Regions from separate parts of the Homo sapiens genome. Here region 2 is linked to region 1. A link is a contact called in ENCODE Hi-C or POLR2A ChIA-PET data. All regions are on one chromosome and are shown on one strand. Each heading gives the region's core, a stretch centred on a gene start or an enhancer-like site at or near the end of the contact. The rest is flanking DNA. Distances are from core to core; before and after follow the strand shown.

Region 1 (3,312 bases), core at 548-3,047:
ACTCCACCATGCCCGGCTATTTTTTTTTTCCTTTTTTTTTTTTTTTCTTTTAATAAAGATGGGGTCTTGCCATGTTGCCCAGGCTTGTCTCAAACTCCTGGGCTCAAATGATCATCCCACGTTGGCCTCCCAAAGTGCTAGAATTACAGAGTAAGCCACCGCACCTGGCCACAGATCTGATTCTTAAATGGCTTCCCATTAACCTAAAGTTTAAAGTCCTTAACTAGGTTTACAACGTCCCCTAAGACCAGACCACAGCTTGCTGCTGCTTTTTTTTTTTTTCTTTTTTGAGACGGAATCTCGCTCTGTCGCCCAGGCTGGAGTGCAGTGGCGCCGTTTCGGCTCACTGCAACCTCCGCCTCCTGCGTTCGAGCGATTCTCATACCTCAGCCTCCTGAGCAGCTGGGACTACAGGCGCGCGCAAGCACGACCGGCTAATTTTTGTATTTTTAGTAGAGACGGGGGTTTCACCATATTGGCCAGGCTGGTCTCGAACTCCTGACCTCAAGTGATCTGCCCGCCTGGGCCTCCCAAAGTGCTGAGATTACAAGCGTGAGACAACGAGCCCGGCCCAGTCTGCTTCTTTATTTAGCCTGATCTCTCTCTCCTCTCTCTACGAAGATGAGTTTTCTCACAAACTACACCCTTAACTGGGAATACCCGTTTTCCTGCCTCACTCCGCTGAGCTTCCCTTAGATCTTAGCTTTCTGGGGGACAGAAGCCTCCCGGGATTCCCCCTAGGCTGAGTGATGTGTCTCTACTCCGTGCTTCAGAGGAAGGAGGGCTTTCTGCCCTCGCAGCAGTATCAGAATTGCTGATTTACCTGTATGTCTCCCACATGGGTCTCTGAGCTCTGGGTGACAATGGTGATACAATTAATAACAGCAACAAACACACAGCATTTACTTTGTACCCATAAGTGTTCTAGGAGCCTCATTTCCCCTTTATTACAATCTTAGGAGGCTGATTTTATTATCATCTCTGCTTAAAGGATGAATAAACCCAGGCAGAGAGAAAAAGCCAAAAGTGCCTAAGGTCACAGCAGGGAATGGGGATTCAAACCCCGCTGCTGGGCTCCACGGTTCACACTCCTAACTCCAGGATCGAGGATCCTGGAGGATCGAGTCCGCCCGCATCACTCGCTCTAGCTTCACCATCTATCAGGTGCTGAACCACCGTCCGCAGTACGAATGAATGAATGAAATGCTTTTATACAGGGACAGCGTCGGCCTCCTCTGTCAGCTCCTCCTAGGCCCGGGCAGCCCCGCTCCCTCCCGCCCCGGCCGGCCGACAGGAGCTGCCCCGGCACTGCGCTCCCTCGCGGCCGCAGAACGCCCACCCTCGACAGCGCGCGGGGTCAAGGGGCGGTGACAGCCGTGCGGCGGGGGCGGAGATGCTACCAGCTGGGGTGTCATCCAGCCCGGGAGGTGACACGCGCCCCCTCGCCCGGGCGGTCGCCTGGCCGCCCACTCCCCGCCAGCACGCCCGGCGACGCCCCCCGCCCCGCCACCCCACAATCTCCCGCCCAGCGGTGTCCCCTCAGCCCCGGTTGGCGTCCCATTCCACTTCCCTCCCCTCCCCCACACAACCGTCACCGGCGTCCCACCGCGCCCCATCCTCCGCCGCCTCCGCCCCGGCTCCCGGGACTTCCCCGGCCCCGGGCGATTGTTGACACTCACCTGCCATGTCCCGGACCCCACCGCAGAGGGAGGTGCATCACGGCCGCGAGAAGGCCGGGGACGGCACTCCAGAGCAGACAAAGGGCGCCGCCATGTTAGAGTCGGGCGGAACCGACCTCGCAGGCTTCCCGGCTGCAACTTCCGGCGCATGCGCAGCGTCCTCGCTAGGAGAGCGCCCATAGACAGACGCATGCGCCTAGCTATCCAAAAGTTCCACCTTACAGTACTTCGGCGCTCAGAGTTGTCCTCATTGTACCCCTGCCTTGGTTTCTCTTCCAAATATAACAGTAACATCATGTGTTCAGCTCTTACTGTGTGCCAGGCACTGTGTTAAGCGCTTTACATGCATTATCTCTTTAAATCCTCACACCAATTATAAGATAGTATTATTCTCCTAATTTTAAAAAAGGGAAAACAGACTCAAAAAGTGTAAATCAATGTCCATGGTCACATATCTTGTAAGTGGTGGACCGGAGATATGAATCTACTTGTGGCTTCAAAGCTGCAGATCCCAGTTGTGTTTTTCTACCTTCTAAACCGAACATTATCCCCTTCCCTGATTGTCTTGGACGTGAATAAAGGTGTCTGAAAACAAAAGTGTCTGCAGACTTGCATGGCCCCTCCGTGGCCCCTCTTCTACCTTTTTGGTAGCTCTAGGCCACTGACTTCTCCACTTTCTCACAGTCTGAGGGCTTTCTCCTTTGTTTACTTCTAGGCCTGCATATTTTCCATAATCTATAATTTTAACAACACTCTTGCCACTACTGTAAGCTCTTTTGCCCCCTTGCCTTTTTGTCACATGGATTTGGTAAGAATACCAACGCTGTGTGAATCCAAATGCACCTTTTCTCTTTGTTAGCTCCCAAACAGCCAAGCACAGCTGAAGAAAGTATGCAGTGGGGAGACTGTTCCCTAGAGATTCATGTCCACTAGCCTTCAGTGGGATGCAACATATGCCAATCTGGCAACTCACTCCTGTCTTCACAATGGCTAGAGAAACAAAAAAGCCCAGCAGTTGACTTCACCCCTTCTTGTCTTTAGGTTTTTTTTTTTTTTTTGGAGACAGAGTCTCACTCTGTCTTCCAGGCTGGAGTGCAGTGGCGCTGTCTCGGTTCACTGCAAGCTCCGCCTCCCGGGTTCACGCCATTCTCCTGTCTCAGCCTCCAGAGTAGCTGGGACTACAGGCGCCCGCCACAACACCTGGCTAATTTTTTGTATTTTTAGTAGAGACGGGGTTTCACCATGTTAGCCAGGATGGTCTCGATCTTCTGACCTCGTGATCCACCTGCCTCAGCCTCCCAAAGTGCTGGGATTACAGGCGTGAGCCGCCGTGCCCGGCCGTCTTTCTTTTCTTTCTTTTTTTTTTTTTTAGATGGGGTCTCGCTATGTTGCCCGGCTGGACTGAAACCCCTAGGCTTAAGCATCCCATTTCAACCTCCCCAGTAGCTGAGACTACAGGCATGTGCACCCACAACTGGCTAACTTCACCCGTTCTTTTTAACTATATTTTTAATTTTTATTTCAGTAGTTTTTGGGGAACACATGGTGTTTGGTTACATGGATAAGTTCTTTAGTGATGATTTCTGTGATTTTGGGGGACCCATGACCTGAACAGTGTACATTCTACCCAAGG
Region 2 (3,312 bases), core at 497-2,996, 1.1 Mb after region 1:
AAGCATAAAAAGAATTCAGAACCTGAACCTGAATGTTACCCACAGGTAACACACCAAGCTCATTACTGAATTCTTTTGAGGTGGCTTTTGTGGGTATACATGTACATTCCCACAAGGAAGGGGAGGCCTTGGGGCTCTTCTATTTTCTGTTGCCCTCAGGAGGCCCTGCAAAGACCTTGCCTGGAATTACAAAAATGACCTATGAAATTAGCCTTTTCTACAATGCATTCTTAGAAGAGGGGCTTGGAACTCTCTCGTTAGTGGGGCTCTCACAATTTAATTGTTTGCTCAGCAACTATAAAAGGAACAGGTAAACAAGCTCATTATCAATCATCAATTTAATACTGAGAGGATGTCAGCTTGAGGCTCTGGTAGGCTGTCTTCTTCCTCTATCTCCCCTTTTCAGAAAGGCTGATGCAGACAGAGTGGATCCAAGTTCACACACAGCATGCTGGATAGAACCAGGATTGGAACATGGGCAATATGTACTGTGTTATGCAGCCATAGCAGGCACTTAAGATGAAAGATGTCCTCATTTAAGTGCAAGAGAGGAAGAGGAACTAAAATTTCTTGGACACCAACCATGTCCCAAGATCTATGCTAAGGAGTTTTTCTGGTACCATGTTAAAAAACTGCCTCAGGTCTGCTTCTTGGGAATGTGATATTTTGAGCAAGCCAAAAATTTTCTTTCTGGGGGCCTCAAGTTTTCAAAGCTCCAAAAAGGAGGGTAAGGATTCTTGCTTGCCCACCTTAAAGGGGTTGTTGAGAATCCCAGAAGAGGAACAGACTTAGAAAGGATTTGCAAATCCTTAGTCCCTTATGTATACAAAAGCAATTTCCCTTCCCCTTCTAAATGTTCCCACTTAGAAGGCAGGTCAGAAATGTGTTGTTTCTTGGCCATACAAGGGGCGTGGGAAAATCTGTTACTGCACACGGCATAGTAATAAACAAGAACAGCGCCAAGCCCTCTACCTGTCATTCCATGTCAACTCTATGAGGTCCGTATTATTATATGACCTTTAGAGTCAGAAACACTGAGAGGATACTAGTGAAACTGTGGTGACACTGCTTTAAGGAACCCAGTCTTTCCTGCAACCCCCACCACCCACCTCCGGGATCCTTCGAGGTAGGGGGCTGGGTGCATTTCCCTCCATCTCTCCCTTCCCCTGCCCTGTCCCCAACAATTCACATGTCCTTTCCTCACCCATCCCGGTCCTCAACCTCGCACCCTTGAGGAATTACCTCGCTTCCCAATTCCCATCCTTCACACCCCGCAGGTCTCCCTTTTCTACAGAGGCGATAGTTTGGTGGCAGAAAAAGGGCTTGGAACTCCAATGTCTGGATTCAAATTCTGGTTCCAGCAGTCATTCGCTTGCCATGTGACCTTGAGCAATTCAAGTCCCCTTTCTGAACGTCCCCCCCCCCCGCACCCTTAGCTGTAAAAAATTGCCCGTGCCCTAACTCACAAGCTGCTGCGAGGCGCAGAAAGATAACTTGACAGGGATGCTCGAAGCCAAACCAAAGCACTGCACCAGGGGGAGGAGGTCCTCCATCTCCCTGAGGCCTTGCCCTATGCTTCCTCAGTCTCTCCGCAGCCCCATCAGCTCCAGGCAGTCTCTGTGGCTTTCCTGACTTTTCCCTCTCTGAGGCTCCAGGACTCACCTGCAGGCAGGCTCCGCCAAGGGTTGTGGCCGGCAACCGGCGCCTCAAGGAGAGGGCGACCACCGCCGCCATCTTGGCTCCTGACGTCAGCCCCACCCCTTAACCCCGAGGTCGCTCTCCGCCGGTGTCCCGTCGAACATCGCGGCGCCCAGCCTACATCCACTGAGGACCCACTAGCCGCGTACGAGCAACCAAGTGGGAGGCGGCTTCCGGTTTCCCGGGTGGGCGGAGGGAAGGCGGGGCAAGCACAGCGAGCGTGCGCAATAGCGCAGTAGCGGCGCATGCCCATTTGGCTTCCCCCGTGACCTTCTCAGAAAGGGGAGGAGTCTGAGAGGCAGGGCGACTTTCAGGGGGTGGGGCTAAGACTTAGATGGGGCGGAGCCATCCTATCCGGGTCCCTGCCCCGATTTCAACCTCTTTATTCCTGGAATTTTTGTTTGTTTGTTTGAGATGGAGTCTCGCACTGTTTCCCGGGCTGGAGTGCAATGGCGCGATCTTGGCTCACTGCAACCTCCGCCTCCCGGGTTCACGCGATTCTCCTGCCTCAGCCTCCCGAGTAGCTGGGATTACAGGCGCACACCATCACACCCGGCTAATTTTTTGTATTTTTAGTAGAGACGGGGTTTCATCATCTTGGCCAGACTGGTCTTGAACTCCTGACCTCGTGATCCGCCCACCTTGGCCTCCCAAAGTGCTGGAATTACAGGCATGAGCCACTGCGCCCGGCCAATTTTTTTTTTTTTTTTCAGACAGGGTCTCACTCTGTTGCCCAGGCCGGTGTGCAGTCTTGGCTCACTGCAGCCTCGACTTCCCAGGCTCAAGCGATCCTCCCACCTCCAGAGTAGCTGGGACTACAGGCGTGTGAGCCACCATACCCGGGTAGTTTTTTTTTTTTTCTTTTTTTTGAGATGGAGTATCGCTCTGTCTCCCAGGCTGGAGTGCAGTGGCGCGATCTCGGCTGACTGCAACCTCCGCCTCCCGGGTTCAAGCAATTCCCTGCCTCAGCCTCCCGAGTAGCTGGGATTATAGGCGTCCGCCATCATGCCCGGCTAATTTTTTTGTGTTTTTAGTAGAGATGGGGTTTCACCATCTTGGCCAGGCTGGTCTTGAACTCCTGACCTCGTGAGCCACCCACCTCGGCCTCCCAAAGTACTGGAATTACAGGCATGAGCCACCGCGCCCGGCCACCCGGATAATTTTTTTAAAAAATTATTTGTAGAGATGGAGTCTGGCTATGTTGCCCAGGCTGGGCTCAAGCAATCATCCTGCTCCAACTTCCCAAAGTGCTGGGATTACAGGCGTGAGCCACCACACCTAGCCTCCCTAAGAATTTGTCAGTCTTATTATTCATCTCTGACGCTTACTGGCTTGAGTCAGCCCTTTCTGTCGCATACCGTGCAGCTTGCCCGAGGCTGCCCAGGTTTCTGCACTGAGAGTCCCAAACAAACTGGGCAGTTGGTGAATGAGCTGAGGTGATTTCAAGGGTGGCTGGCAAAGGTGCCATTCTTTTGTTCGTTCATTCATTCATTCATAAATACGAATGGAGTGGCTACTATGTGGCAGGCACCAAGTGCTGGGATGCTGCAGGGAATGAGCAAGCCAGGTGGTCACTGCTCATTGAATTTACTCTCTAGTGGTGGAGACGGCAAG

The links. Hi-C counts contacts between places; a loop is a spot of excess contacts on that map. ChIA-PET counts read pairs that join two places held with the same protein, here RNA polymerase II (POLR2A). Pooled maps may share reads with other maps.
Region 2: a loop to region 1 is called in a map of CD4-positive, alpha-beta T cell, with 6 times the contacts of the local background. The contact joins the promoter of SDHB here to the promoter of ZBTB17 in region 1. A Hi-C loop is called at or near these places in 1 of 168 maps with a recorded cell type or tissue (CD4-positive, alpha-beta T cell) and 6 of 50 pooled maps. POLR2A ChIA-PET finds 5 or more read pairs at or near these places in 1 of 52 experiments (T-cell).

The regions. Positions count from the first base shown.
Region 1 is chr1:15,974,304-15,977,615 of GRCh38, forward strand. It overlaps ZBTB17 (zinc finger and BTB domain containing 17), which reads right to left and starts at 1,798. Exons shown (of 16, transcript NM_003443.3): 1 at 1,680-1,798. RefSeq lists enhancers at 662-771, 1,663-2,162 and silencers at 1,192-1,521, 1,562-1,661.
Region 2 is chr1:17,052,286-17,055,597 of GRCh38, forward strand. SDHB (succinate dehydrogenase complex iron sulfur subunit B) reads right to left here and starts at 1,747. Exons shown (of 8, transcript NM_003000.3): 1 at 1,663-1,747. The coding sequence starts at 1,734. RefSeq lists enhancers at 1,627-1,686, 2,237-2,286.